2 separate regions of the Homo sapiens genome follow, and region 2 is linked to region 1. A link is an interaction called in ENCODE POLR2A ChIA-PET data of the cell type or tissue named here. Cell type or tissue: GM12878. All regions are shown on one strand.

Region 1 (8,000 bases):
TTGTTTGGCAGGTATTTGTGACTTCATGATTTTGTATCCTCTCTAAGTCCTTTTCATATTCTTTCTCCTAATCTTTCTCTAACAATTTCATCTCCCTGGAATAGACAAAAGGCCCCCAGAATTCAGTGATGGCTAACTGTCACACTATACTGCCTCAAAAGGCATAATCGGGAGGGGCAGGGAAAATGGGGAGATATAGATCAAAGCATACAAAGATGCAGTTATCTTGGATGAAAAAATCTAGAGTACCACACAAGTATTGTCGTTAATAATATTGCATTATATATTACAAATTTGCTATGATAGTAGATTTTAGGTACTCTCGCCACAAAAAAAGAAAGGTAACTATGTGAAATGATGGGTGTGTTAATTTAATTGTAGTAATTACTTCACTAGGAATATGTATATCAAATATCATGTTGTATACTTTCAATACATACAATTTAAAACAAAAAAGAAAAAAAAAAGGCCTATTAACGAAGGCAGCTCCAAGAGATTAAAAGCAACCTGGCTCACCTAAGGAAGTGTAGGAAGTGCTGATGAGGCAAAATAACCGGCTAATGTTTTTAATGTCGGAAAGAAGGTGTTTGGATCAGGCCACTTCAAAAGCCCTGGAGTGGAAGATAAGAATTTAGAGGACATTTAGGAACATACCAGACTTAGAGAATAACTTCTGTGGTCACCCTGCTTATGTTGTATATGTTTGAATCGTTACAGCTACAAGCTATCAATGACCCATTTCGAAATGGCTCAAGTCAGGTTCTGCAACACACCAATTAAATCAGAATCTCTGTGAGTAGAGCCCAGGCATCTGGATTCTAAAGCTCCCAGGGTGATTCTAATGCGCAACCAGGCTGAGAAATCACAGCATCAGCCAATCACGCTTTGGGCCTCAGGTCTTAGACCACTTACCAAAACCACATGGGAGGCTGAGTCCTGAGCAAAGCTGAGGGCTTATCATTAAGGAAGGGAGAGGGAGGGAGGGAAGCGTTGATGGCTGATGGGGAAGGAGCAGAGAGTATAAATACAATTTTAGAAAATCTTTTTTTCTTTTTTTTTTTTCAGACGGGGTCTCGCTCTGTCACCAGGCAGGAGTGCAGCCGCAATCTTGGCTCATTGCAACCTCTGACTCCCTGGTTCAAGCAATTCTCCTGCCTCAGCCTCCCGAGCAGCTGGGACTACAGGCACGTGCCACCACGCTCGGCTAATTTTTGTCTTTTTAGTAGAGACAGGGTTTCACCATGTTGGCCAGGATGGTCTCGATCTCCTGACCTCGTGATCCTCCTGCCTTGGCCTCCCAAAGTGCTGGGATTACAGGCGTGAGCCACCACGCCCAGCCCTAGAAATGCATTTTTTTAAAGAAAATTAAAAACCTGGTAATATTTGTTACGGTGATCTGAAATAATAATGTACAAATTACAGGTTTCTGCAGTTTTTCATTTGTTTACAACAAATCATATTATTCATCAATGCATATATATACATATATGCTAAACTGGGAACACATACGATTACTTCATCATTTCATTCTGTGACTTCAATAGGTTAAAATGACTGTCTTTCTTAAATTTCAGTTCCTAATTGGCCAATGTATAAACAATAAAATATGCAGCCTTAAAGATAAGCAAGGAAGATACCTTTGTTACCTTCAAAATGATATTGTAATCTGTTTTTAGAGATCATCTGCTTAGCCAGCAAGACATGCACAAGGAGTTGGAAACTTCCCTTTTTTTCATAATTTTGTTTTGAAAACTCATAAACAAACTCATTCAAAACAAACAGTCCCAGCATGCTAGCTATACGTTTTCCCCAGAAAATACAAAGAAGAAAAGAGAGTGGTCCTTGGAGTGGTCTAACTGACCTCATTCCAAGAGGGGTGCTTCAAAATTGAGACATATGAGCCTATCTCCCCAAAGAGGCAGGAGATTCAACAAAGCTGTGAGCTCTTCTGATGAATTTACATTTGGAGCCCACGACAGAATAGGCAAGGTGGCACAGCATTATGTCATGTCAAGTTACTTCTTGCTTATACATATTTAAAACTACAAAAGAGGAACAAGTATTCATAATTATTTTGCTCATTAATATGTTCATACCTTCATAACCGTGTATACAAAATATATACATTTGTATTGAAGGTGTTAACTTTAAAATTCAGTGAACCTAAAGGTATTGCTTGCTCTGTTTTATTTCATTGCATAACTAATAAAGTTTATTTTATATATATATTTAATTTTAAGTTCTGGGATACATGTGCAGGATGTGCAGGTTTGTCACATAGGTAAATGTGTGCCATGGTGGTTTGCTGCACCTATTAACCAATAAAGTTCATTTATATTGTTTAAGTATTTTCATCTACTCTTTAGCTATATAACAGGCTGTCGGTTTTGTTTTGCTGGGGAAAAAATGAGGTCCCCTTAAGGGCAAGATTTGCCATGTTGTTTTTTAATGATAGTGGCATTTAGTATTTAGTATGGAAAGAGTATCTACTTTACCTCCTAGTACTGAAAGCCACATACTGACAACAATGGCAAATGGTGCCCTATGATCTTTTCCTCAGTTAGCTCTAGGGCAATGCCCAATAACAGAAACATTATGTAAGCCACCTATGCAATTTCAAATTTTATAGTCATCACAATTTTAAGAAGATAACATTATTTTAATAGTACATTTTATTTAACCTAATGTACCAAAAATATTATCATCTCAACAAATAATCAACATTTTAAAATTACTTATTGTATATTATTCTTTTTAAATACTAAGTCTTTGAAATATAGCATGTATTTTACACTCACAGCATATCTCAACTTGGACATTAAATTTTTACTGGAAATCTTTTATCATAAACTTTAGAGATGAAAAGGTAAGCTCACATATTCAAGTTGTTCCAATCATATATATTGGATATCAATTTTAAAGTTTTGATTAAAACTAAATACAATTTACAATTCCATTATTCTGTCACACTACCATCTCTCATGTGTTTTTGAGCCAAATATCTCTATTGGCTATAGTACTGGGTGGCTGAGCTCTAGACTAGGAGAGTACGATGGTGCTTGAACACCACCCTGCTGTTCTCCAGAAGAAGTGGTCCATACCCCAACCAGAAGAACCCAAGGAAGGAAGCTGAAGAAGGAAGCTGTCACAGCTCAGGCCCAAATAATGTTCATTCCAATGCGGGAAGCTGAGAACCACAAACCCTCACTAGCATAAACCGATGGTGTTCAGTAAGACCCTTGGAGGATCTGCATGAGGATCCAACTCATCATGTGACAACTGCAAAATTGGTTCTCAGAAGCAAAACCAACCGGGGACACTAGCACCAGAATCTTATCCTAAAGCTTCCTAAAGCATGGTGTGATTAACTGAGATGAAAAAATCTAAGGCCCCTAGATCCCAGCACCTCTAGAGCTGTTTCTAACTTTGGTTGCAAATTCCCTCCCAAATAACATTTTAGAGTCACAGTTACCTGTTGAATACACATGCTAAGAGGATCAGTGATTATTCTGATAAATTACATTCTGTACCATTTTTCCTAAGCCATTTCCAGTCACTCTTATAAATGCTGCTTACCTAAATGCCCTGCAGTGTAGTGGGTGGTGCAGAACATGTCAGACGGACACATATCTGAAAAGATACTGTGTTATCGCATGTTTATAGCTGCACAATTCACAACTGCAAAAATATGGAACCAGCACAAATGCCTATCAGTCAACAAGTGGATAAAGAAGTTGTGATATATACATATACAGAGATAGATAATGGAATACTACTCAGCTATATAAAGGAATGAAATAATGGCATTCACAGCAACCTAGATGGAACTGGAGACCATTGTTCTAAGTGAAGTAACTCAGGAATGAAAAACCAAACATCCTATATTCTCACTCCTAAGTGGGAGCTAAGCTATGAGGACACCTATTCCCCAAAAACCTACTGAAATTAAAAAAAAAAAAAGGAAAAAAAGATATTATCTTTCAGGAGGAAGATTTGGGTAGATAACTTAATAAAATATTACAAGTTTTTAAATAAAAAATATATAACTATAGTGACCACAATTTTCCCCAAATTAGAAAAAAGGTGAATTACACAGCCTAAAAGAAGTAGAATAAATCAGCACTACCCTAGGAAATCTGCCTTTGAACACAAAACAGTGAGCCAAAAAATGTATACGATCACATACAATTATGTGTTTAAATGCAAGTTAATCTAAATGATTAACTTCTACATATGTTCAAAGGGAGACATCTTTTGGATTATCATTTCAAACTCTCTCCCAAATATTAATAAATCTTCAACAGAATTTAAAGTAAGGTCTAGAAAGTGAGCATTCCATTCCCTTCTCTTTCTTTTCATTTGATTTTGATGGTGAAGCTGATGAACAGTACAAGGGCCCAACTGCCGGCCATGACAAAAAGGAGAAAAAGAAAGTGGAGAAACTAGTTCCTGGACACCTTGGATGTCACAACTCACAAAGGTCAATCTTTTTTTCTTTATTCACATGCCTTCCTTCTATACAGACACTTGTTTAACGCTTCCAATGGGGCCCCTTCCTGCCCGTAGGCAGCTGTGTGTGTCTGGCAGCCCCTGAGCCCAGGCTCCATCTGGTCCCCGCCTCCCCGCTCATAGGCTCTAACCTCTCTTTCATGGACGTGCCATAGTTTGCTTTACTTTACAGCTATAAATTTTTAAAAATTACTTAATTATTGCCTGTCACTCCCTAGACTGTGGGTATCATGAGGTGGGGAACACCTCTGTTGTGTTCACCCAGTAAGCACATTTCCTAACACACACACCTTCACTCAGGGAGTGTTCAGTAAGTCTTTTGGTTGAATGAATTAGTTTACTATTTGGTTAATAAATTTAAGACCTTTTTTCATTCTAAAATTTTAAAACTCTCTATGAGACCTTCCTTTAAATAAAGCTTTCACCTTCAAAAAAAAATATCAGTAGCTACATGTTTATAAAAACAGACAATTTATTTCCTTGTGCCCTCGTTGCCAGCATTACCAAAATGTAGTTTTTAATCTTAGAGATTATGCAACTGAACAGCAGTGGATACGAGTGGTACACAAGCTTGAAGAAAACTGATATCCACATATTGGCAATGGAACTGTCACTCCCTAAGAATGAAGAATGTAGATGCTTTGTTCAAGGCAAAAACCCTATAACTCTGTCCCAGAACAACATTGCAAAATGGTGAAGGCATATGGGCCTAGTGCTTCATGCCCAAATATGGAACAGGTGACAAAGAGGCCGAGCACAGCAGAACAGACACTGCTTATGACCACTCTGTGCAGAAAATGCTCACCTGGTTTTAAATTGTGGCAACAAGTTAAAGGACACAAATAGCTAACTTGAAGTCAGCGAGCCTTTGTGGACATTAAGAAAATGCCTGGGTGGAGGCTGCTTGTACCTGGTTCACTCAAGGGTGCCATACAGCTCGGGAGGTCAATTACATGATATAATACATGCTTCCCCTCATGAGATGAGCAAGTGAGGGAAAAGCAAGCTCCTAACAGAGGATGAAATTTTGTTCTGTCAATTTTCTTTAAGGAGAATGCATGCAATGTGTACTGCAGTAATTTCTAGAGAAACTTAAATTTCTGTAAAGTAACTTATGGAGTTAATTGTCAATTACATGAAAAAGAAATCTATTTTTAGAAACCCACTACATTATACCAAAATCAGTCCAAGTTAAAGACTGCACATTATTAACTCTTTTAGCAAGAGACGAGCAAAAGTAACTAAATTTCAATGGTATCCTTTTGCAACTAAATTTCACCCTCTTTACTGTAGTAGTAAAAGAGGAAACAGGGTGAAGGAAAAAGGCACAGGTTATACTAAAAACCCTCCAATCTGTAAACTCAGGAAAATTAACTTGGCTTCTTTTCCTGCAGAAGGATGGATAACAAAATCATGTTTATCAAATACTTGTTATTAAAAGACTGTATGACACTCTACTAAGCATTTACTTCTTTTTTCCAGAAATTACTCCAATTCTGTCTTATGGTCCTTTCCTCACACTGAGTGGAAATACAAGTCAATGTTACCCCAAATGACACATGGCACCATCAGTGGAAACTATGATGGGCCACAGAAACACAGTGCGTATGTCTCTCTTTAATTCCAAAGCAAATCAGCTCTAATGATGAGAGTACCATCTTCCATCTCCACACCACATCTGGAGGTCGCACAAGAACACGTCTGCACTTTTCTGCCCTGTGACTCGTGTGAATGCAAGGGATTGGGAATCAAACCTGAGCCTGGACTAAGAGAAATAAATTGGATCCCAAGTTCTGGTAACTTTGGAAAGGCATCTGTGACCTATGATGCCCTTCACAAATCACTGACTTCCTGGGTCACACCCCAGGGTCGAAGTGCATCCCCCACAGGTCCCAGCCTCCTGCTTTGATCAGAAGGTGATTCATCACCGGTAAACTCTGGCTGCAAACTCATATCTCCTGTGGCCTTCCCACATCCCTCCCTGCCCTCAGTTCTGCTTCATACAAATCAGTAATTATTAACTATATTAGAGATGAACAGCCCCACTAAGCATTGCAGATCCTTCCCAGGAGCTGAAGCTCTCCATTACAAAGGGAACTGTGCCTTTGCGTCTCCACCCTTCCCTGCCGCACCCCTCACTCGCCAGGAAGTTGCTCACCTGGTTAATAGATAATAAATGACAGTCATCTTCCTAAGATGTCTGAGATCCTCAGATTTTATATTACACTTTCAATGAAACTAATACAAGTGTTTAACAGAGCGAGACTGTGTCTCATATTAAAAAAAAAAAAAGAAGAAGAAGGAAGAGGAGGAAGGGGAGAAAGAGAAGGAGAAGGAGAAGGAGAAAAAGGAGAAGGAGAAGAACAATGAATCATGAGGGCAAGAAGGTCCTCACTGACTCTATTTATTCATCATTTATGCACATGGTATTTCCAAATAAAAGAGCCTTGTTTCTATCTATAAAAAGGTCTAGTCTTTGTTTTTAATAATCCCAAATTACAGAAAAGCACCAAAACAAAATAAAAATTCAGCCTAAACCTCACCACTCACAAAAAAAGGTCTCTTCTAGATAGCTCTCTTTGACAGTACTCACAAAAGAGACCCCTTCCAACAGGTTTGTGTAAGTGGTTTTTTGGTTCACCACAAAATGAATGGCAGCAAAGTAAGCCTGGGAAGTTGTCCTGCATTTTCTCCGAATCTGTATTTGGCTATTTGGTATCCATCAATTACAGGGCAAGTTAACAGCCAAGTAGTTTCCATCTCCTCTGTGATCTAGCTGAGCCACCTCCTTATCTAACTCTCAGTTACCCAGCCCACATTTCCCCTGCCCTAAATCTCTCAGGGCCAGGAACTGACAACTAAAGACCATCCCAGCGCCTAGCCAACCCCAAGCTGATTCCTCCAGTCTGCCTTGCCTTTTCCATAAAAACCCAGTAAAGGCTCTGGCCTCGGCTTTCCCCTGACTCCCATCTCTTCCTCTTCACCCAAATAGGTGCTTCTCCTCCTGGCCCTGTGTGGCATGGAATGCCCTCTTCTCTTAGGAAATGTGAGTAATAAAAAAAAATTTCTTTCTGCCAGGTGCTGTGGCTCACACCTGTAATCCTAGCACACCAGCCGAGGCAGGAGGATCACTTGAGGTCAGGAGTTCGAGACCAGCCTGGCCAACATGGTGAAACCCCATCTCTACTAAAAATACAAAAATTGGCCGAGCGTAGTGGCCCACGCCTGTAAGTCCAACTACTCAGGAGGCTGAGGCGGGAGAATAGCTTGAACCTGGGAGACAAAGGCTACAGTGAGCTGAGATTGTGCCACTGTACTCCAGCATGGGCGACAGAGTGAGACCCTGTCCCAAAAAACAAAACAAAACAAAACAAAACAAGACTTATTTCAATGGACTTGTCCCCTCTGTGTCATCATTCAGTCATCTCTGTAAGTTAAAATCCTGTGGGTAGGAACAACACAGAAGGGGGGAAATGCTATAAATATCACCT
Region 2 (8,000 bases), 1.4 Mb before region 1:
TTTCCATTGAAACACATTTCATGTCAAGTTGGTTGAGTTAAAAAACAAACAAACAAACCTCACAAGCTTTCAATGAGTTTGTCATTGCCTTCCAAGTAGCTGGGACCACAGGCATGTGCCACCATGCCTGGCTAATTTTTAAATTATTCATAAAGACAGGGTCTCCCTGTGTTGCCCAGGCTGGTCTTGAGCTCCTGAACTCAAGCAATCCTCTCACCTCAGCCTCACAAAGTGCTGGGTTTACAGGTGTGAGCCACTGTGCCAGGCCTTGTGATGAGTTTTTGAAGCTATAAAATATCTGCATGGATAAGTACTAACATAAAGAGATATCTTAATGAATTACCAATGAACTGTAGTTGAGATAAACCTATGAAAGGATTTAATCCATAAGCTCGCCTGCTTTCTTATCAAGCTTCACATGTCTATCACTTAGGAGAAGCCAGGGACAGGGATTCAGTCAACTGAGGGACTGAATTTTACTGAAATTAAGTAAAATGAGGAAGCAAGCAACAGAAGGACATGGAATAATCAAATAGGAGTAGAAAAATTAGTGTGAAATTAATCCATATATCCAAAGAACAAGGCATACATACACACTTATTATATTTGAGCTCTTCAAACATTTCAAAATCATGCATCTAACATCAAAAATATGGGCAGGGCGTGGTGGTTCATGCCTGTAATCCCAGCACTTTGGGAGGCCAAGGTGGGCAGATCACTTGAGGTCAAGAGTTCGAGATCAACTGGGCAACATGGTGAAACCATCTCTACTAAAAATACAAAAATTAGCTGGGCGTGGTGGTGCATACCATACCTGTAATCCCAGGTACTCAGGAGGCCGAGGCAAGAGGATCCCTTGAGCCTGGGAGCTGGAGGTTGCAGTGAGCCGAGATTGCACCACTGCACTCCAGCCTGGTTGACAGAGTGAGACCCTGTCTCAGAAAAAAAAAGAAAATGAGATTTCTACATGACAAATTATACAATGTACATATATAATTTTGAAAAAGCAAACAAGAAAGAACTTAAAAAATGATACTCACTGGAAAAAGATTCCTTAGCAAGTATTATGATAGTACTGGGGTCTTTTGAAAGAGCAAAATTCAAAGGTAATCAACTCTAAGAGAAGCACAGGATTTCACAGAAGTGCGCTCAAAATTAAAAATGTGAGCTTTTGGCCTAATCTGGCAAAAATTTGGATCCCTTTGTACTCTTAAAAATTACCAAGGACCACAAAGAGATTTTGTTTTTGTATGGTTTTATCTAGAAATATTTATCATATAGAAATGAAAACTGAGAAATTTCTTAAAATTTTTATTAATCATTTGCAAGTAACAAGAACCAAGTATATATAAACACATAAAAACATTTTTGGCAAATAGCTAATTTTATTTTTTTCACATATTAAAACCCACTAAAAATAACCATTTTTCTAACTAACCACAACAAAAATTAGTGAGAAGAGTACTGCTGCTTTACATTTCTCCAAATCTCTTCAATGTCTGATGACAGACGAAAGCTGGAATCTTGTATCTGCTTTTGCATTCAGCCTATTACAATATCACACCAGATAGCCTCTTGAAAACTCCTCTGCATACTCATGAAAAAATGAGTGAAAAAGATAAATGATGGCTGGGCGTTGTGGCTCATACCTGTAATCCCAGCACTTTGGGAGGCTGAGATGGGCAGATCACTTGAGCTCAGGAGTTCCAGACCAGCCTGGCCAACATGGTGAAACCCCGTCTCCACTAAAAATACAAAAATTAGCCAGGTGTGGTGGTGGGTGCCTATAATCCCAGCTACTCGGGAAGCTGAGGTAGGAGAATTGCTTGAACCCAGGTGGCGGAGGCTGCAATGAGCTGAGATCGTGCCACTGCACTCCAATGTGGGCAACAGAGCAAGACTCCTTCTCAAATAAAAAAAAGGAAAAGCTATAAATAGTGAAATGATGTCTTAGTGTTATAAAAACAGCTTTGACCTAGAATACCCTTGAAAGGCTCTTGAGGCCCCCCCAGACCACACTTTGACAACCACTGCTCTAGACGAATCTCTTCATATATATGAATCTCTTCATATAAGGACCCTGGACCTCAGAAAGAGTAAGTGAGAAACTCAACATCACAGCCTATTAATAGCATGATACAGATATTAGATGGTTTGTCTCACTTCTCTTGGTTTAGATTCTCAATTGGAAACCTGGGAAATACACCCTAATGACCTGTCCTATTCCCTGTAAGTTGCAAAAATTGTCACAATATATTACCCTCTCCCCAACATTTCTTTAATAAAAGAGGTAATCAACAAATTTGGTAAATTTTGCAACAGCCATACTCTGTTTGAACCTAAACTACAATATTTGAATTCAGGTCTCTATTTGAACAGAAACACTAAGGCAAATTTGACTGCATCCTACTCCATGCAAGCTAGTAATGACAAACTGCACAGTAAATATCATAGGTAAATATGGAAAGCAGATTACCCATAATATCAGTATTTATCATGTATTCTGTGTCTGGAATACAATTCAATGACATATTTCAGAAAAATTTTCTCAAGTACTGGCTGAAAGAGTGGGGGATACATTAAGAGACTGCAAATAAACTGGCAATCACAAGAACTTTTTTAGATAAAATGGAGTTGTTCCGAAATGTATACATTTTTCATTCCCTAACCAGACCTTATTCTTGTCTTTTTAAAGAAAATCAAATCTTCTCGGCCACCTAGAGATGATTTCCTTTGTATCCCACCAGATGGTTCAGATCTTCTTTAAATGGATCATAGCCTTGTTCTTTTAAACAACGCAGTCCCCAGAAAAGCTGGTCCAGGGGAGGTAGTTCTTCCCAAGGAACCCACTCCCAACCTAGAAAAGAAAGATGCTAAATCAATTTATTTAGATAACAGAAAACAAAGGGTGTTTATTTGGGTAAGCTAACCTATATTTAGAAAAAATTAATTGAATTTAAAAATAACTTGCTACTAATAAACTCATAGTGATGCTTTGCATTTGCTTGGCTATACAAATATAATTTGCATGTAGAATGAAGGTCTTATGAAGAGAATGGTGGTCATTTAAAACATTGTGTTATTTGAATGTGAAGCCCAGTTTACAAAGGCTATGCCATGGTAAACCCAGATTTAGTATTAGTCAATGTTTATGTAAATATTTTTGTAAAAAATGCAAATAACGTTATATACTATAGGTTATACTACATTAAAATAAACCACTTCCTTCACCTATAAAATAAAGTAGATTACAAAGTTTCTAAGATATCCTCCATCTCTTAAAAAAGTAGAAAGCTGTGCAGAGGAAAATAAAATATTGTACCTTGGTATATTTTAAACAAATACAGAAGGAGATGATTTTTAAAAATCCATTGAAACAAAGATTTAACAGTGTCTATCAGTTATAAAGTACATGAAATTCTAGAAAAAGATTCTAGAGAATGGTGTTTCTTTCATGATTTAAATGTAAATAACATAGACGCACAGATGCTTATGACAAATACCTACATATTATATTAAGATACACACTCCATGTTCTAGTTTCTTTATGATCACCTGTTTTTACTATGTGTAAGCACTAAGTATCTTTCTGTCCATAAAATACAGGTATATAGGTACGTATTTTCACTTTGGGAATGCAGGGGCCGAAAATCCATGAAACTGGAATAAGTACAGGAAGAGTAACTGTGATCAGTAACTGTGACCATACACTAATGAGGTGGGGGCGGGAGGGGGAGAGGGAGGGCGGGAGAGGGAGAGAGAGAGAGCGAGAAAGAGAGACAGACAGACAGACACAGACAGACTGAGTACCCAACAATGTGGTGCAAGATGCTTAATTAACCAGGTCTCCAAAAACCCATCCATGAAGTTTACCCCATCCCCTAGAAAATGAAGTGTCTGGATGAGCCTCCGAACTATAATTAGATGGTTGGAGGAAAGATGCACTAAATAGTAAACTGAAGCAGGCTACCCAGATCCAAGGCCTGAGGAGCACGGGATAGAGAGACTGTGTCTTTATCCTAGAAATAAAACAAAGACCCACCAAGTCCTTGTACCTTGGCTAGGCTGCAGCTGGTTATCAGTGTAGTTGGTTATCAGGCTGCAACTGGGAATAAAGTGAACATAATTCCTGCTGTATTGTTACTAACAGATATAGAGCAATAAATGTTTTTGATCAAATCTGATTTGATGCTAGTAATCTTGGACCTTGTAAATCATACTGCTTTATTTGAGACTACTAGCAAGGTTCATGTCAGGGAGTTAACAAAATGAAAGTGAACAAATAAAAAAGTTACATAAATGAATTTTAAAAACCACAAAGCATGTAAAACTACTCCTAACTACTATATCCTAAGAGGAATAAAACAATACATATAGTTACATGGTTATAAAAACTCATGATTTAGTACTTAAAGTAGAATAGTAATCTTATGGAAGTTATTAAAAAGTAGGGCAGTCTAGTACTAAATGACAGCTTCACAGGAAGAGGTTGGCTTGTATGTTCATTCACTGGGTCCTTCCTTCCTTCAACATATTTTGAATTCTGATTATGAGTCAGACACTGTGTTTGGCAGGGAAGAGTTCAAAATGTATAAGCCAAAAGAACTGTTCTTTATAGATTCAAAGTTCAGTAAAAAAAATAATGAGCATAATTTGAAGTTGAGTTGAATTTGAGATGCCTTCTGAACATTAAGGGAAGATACTTAGAAAGCAACTGGAAACACAGGCCCGCAGCTCAGAGGAGTGAGATTCAAAATTATAACTTGCATCAGGATTCCCCAACTCAAATCCCTACAGAGGCTAGACAGGGCAAAAAGAGGACTGAAGAATGAGGAAGCACCCAGAGGTGGCTTGGTGAGAATGGTCAAATAAAGCTTGTGGGACAGTCAGTGACCTTGGTGTTTTCTCTATAGCACCTTCTCTAAAAATGAAGGCTTTCTATATCTGCTTCCTGTGAAGGATACTGAATTTAAAAAAAAACTATTCCATCATATTTGTCTCTTCTAGTCTCAGCTTTATTTGCCCATAGAAAAAAGAAAAATAAGAAAATGTTTAGTCCATTTCTTCTTTTTGAGACAGGGTCTCACTCTGTCGCTGCTCAGGCTGGACAGCAGTGGTGCAATCATAGCTTACTGCAGCCTTGATCTCCCAGGCTCACATGATCCTTCCATCTCAGCCTCCCAAGTAGCTGGGATTACAGGCATGTGCCACCACTCTGGCTAACATTTTTAGTTTTGTAGAGACAGGGTCTCACTATGTTGCCCAGTATATGTGTGTACATCCCTTTGTCAGAGACCCTTCCTAACCACCCTATCTGATACAGCACTCATATATCCCTTTCTTACACAGCTTTATTGCTCTTTTTAGTCCTTATTGCTACTATCATAAAATATCTGTAATCTGTCATTTCCCCCGCCCACTAAAATGTAAAGTCCAAGAGGGCAGGGACTTTGTTCTACGCACCATTGTTTCTTTAGTGCCTAGAACAGTGTCTCAATACTCAAAACACTGTACTCAATAGGTATCTGTTGAATGAAAAGATTCTTCCCTATTAGAGAAGAAATTAAATGTTTAGAGGGGAGGTTCAATACATAAGACCACTTGGATAAAGTTTCATATGGCAAGGAATATATTCAAAAAGTTTGATATTTTTCTCTTTAGTTCCTTTTCTGACTGTTTTATGAGAATTTGAGGAGAGATGGTAAACAGAAAACCCTTAGAACAATGCTTAGCACACGGTAAATAAACTTTCAGTGCACTCAATTCAACATAGAGGGTAACAGATAATGAAACCACCTTTGCAATATTATAACAGTGAGAGATATCTAACAAAGCTGACTCCACCTTGCTTCTAACCTCACAAACTGTCTCCTCATTTCTACACACAGGCCAACCTAACTATGGGAGGAATTTAGTTTACAGTTTAACTTTAAAGCAAGGATGGTAATAGTCCTTTCCCAAAACTAACCCCCTCCTTGTTAAGGGACCAAAGCTGCTTTTGTAGAACTAATAAAAGGCCACAAGGTTAAAATTATGGTAAGGGCCAGAACTCTATTAATAAAGATGTAGGCATAGTTAAACTCTAACCAGGCATCATTTTATAACTTGCTTTTTTGTAACTGCTTACTGCTCAGGAAGCATGTAGCCCGTGGTCAAAAGATTTATAACTTTCCTATTTACACCTACAGATGACATTGCTATTGTAAAACCTAAGACTAGTGTTTGAGATATTTTTCAGACTTTGCATTCTAATGGACCAACTGGTACCACCCAAATCGGTAAGCCACACAAAGAAACTGACTCAAGTGGTCCTGTGAACCCCCCATCGAGGAACTGACTCAGCACAAGAAGACAGTTTTGACATCCGTATGGTTTTATCCCCAACCCAACAAAGCAGCATTTCTCATTCCCTAGCCCCTTGCTTGTCAAACCATCCTTGAAAAACCCTAGCCTCTGAATTCTCTATGGGTAGGATTTAAGAATTATCTCCCGTCCTCCTCATGCAGCTGCCCTGTGATTATTAAACTCTTTCTCTGCTACAACTCCTACTGTCTCAGGGTACTGGCTTTTTCTGGGTGGCAGGCAAGAAGAACCCAACTGCTGTGAAACAATAATTGTTTTATCAGTGTAATTATTTACCGTAAATGGATGGTATTAACTCTCCTGCGCAGGTGAGAAAACTGAGTAAAACAGATAAAATATTTTCCTTAAAATTACTGCCTGAAACAAAATTAAACAATAACAATAAAACTTACTGTGTTCACGAGGTTCTTCGTATGTAAATCCTTACAAGAATCCATCCAAGGTACTTATTATTATCACGGATAAGAAAAGAGGCCCAGGCATGAAATAATTTGCCCAAGGTCACAAAGCTCTAAGAACCAGGACACAAACACAGTCTGGTTCCTCATGGTCCAAATATATTTACCTATCTATATCTCTATATTACATCTCTACATTCATATATCTTAGGCTATTTGGACTGCTATAACAGAATACTTCAGACTACATGGCTTATGAGCAACAGAAATTTATTTCTCAACAGTTCTAGAGACTGGGAAGTCCAAGATCAAGACACTGGCAGATTCCATATCTGGGGAGGGCCCACTTCCAGGTTCACAGACAACGATCTTCTCTCTGTATCTTTACATCATGGAAGGGGTCAGGGGTCTCTTTTATAAGGGCATGAATCCCATTCATTATCTTATGATCTAATCACCTCCCAAGGGCCCCAACCTCCTAAAACCTCGTCATGGGAGTTAGGATTTCTACATAGAATTTTGGGGGAACACAAGCATTCAGACAATAGCATTCTCTTCATATGGCAACATACTGTAATATTCCTCCAGACCACTTGCTCTCCTGAAAGAAAAATGCATGATTATATATAATTCTCTTACTTTCATTTTTTTCAGGCTCTACATTCTTTGGTTCTGAATCATGAGTCACATCCACTTCTCCTTTCATTAATATAGTAACATAATGGTAATTCTCCTTCTCAATGAAAGAATTCACAACTGAGGCAAAGTGAACATTTTTCAGGTGAAGAGCTGCTTCTTCCCAGGTTTCCCTTTGAGCACATTCTTCCCAGGTTTCACTGGAAAACAGAAACAAAAATTAGATTAATTCTATTTTTTTATATATACACATGTGTGTGTATATATATGTATATATATAAATGTATATACGTGTGTGTGTGTGTATATATTTTGCCATGAAATTCTTGGCTAGAAAATTCTAGTGTAAAACAAAAAGAACTGTAATTGGTTCCTGCTTTAAAACAACAAATCAGCTGGGCATGTGGCTCATGTCTGTAATCTTTTGGAAGGCCGAGGCAAGAGGACAGCTTGAGTTCAGGAGTTGGAGACCAGCTGAGGCCAACATAGTGAGACCTCATCTCTCAAAAAAAAAAAAAATAGCCGGGCATGGTGGTGCGTGCCTATGGTCTGTGGTCCCAGCTACTCAAGAGGCTGAGGCAAGAGGATAGTTTGAGCCTGGGA

Evidence for each region. ChIA-PET counts read pairs that join two places held together with the same protein. Peaks named below come from ENCODE experiments on the same cell type or tissue, not always from the same donor. Only the 100,000 strongest peaks of a DNase experiment are listed, where the experiment ranks them.
Region 2: POLR2A ChIA-PET joins it to region 1 with 5 read pairs; 1 of 35 experiments calls an interaction of 5 or more read pairs at or near these places.

What each region holds. Positions count from the first base shown.
Region 1 is chr13:46,606,449-46,614,448 of GRCh38, reverse strand. All of the region lies in intron 1 of LRCH1 (leucine rich repeats and calponin homology domain containing 1), which reads right to left. Among named protein-coding and RNA genes, the nearest start is that of LRCH1, 57 kb to the right of the region's middle. RefSeq lists an enhancer at 6,528-6,587. In GM12878, no CTCF peak of the experiment used is centred here; no DNase peak of the experiment used is centred here; H3K4me3 peaks cover 862 bases; H3K27ac peaks cover 2,086 bases.
Region 2 is chr13:48,040,517-48,048,516 of GRCh38, reverse strand. It overlaps NUDT15 (nudix hydrolase 15), which reads right to left. Exons shown (of 3, transcript NM_018283.4): 2 at 7,401-7,597; 3 at 1,296-2,857. The coding sequence ends at 2,718. Among named protein-coding and RNA genes, the nearest start is that of NUDT15, 6.8 kb to the right of the region's middle. In GM12878, no CTCF peak of the experiment used is centred here; no DNase peak of the experiment used is centred here; H3K27ac peaks cover 227 bases.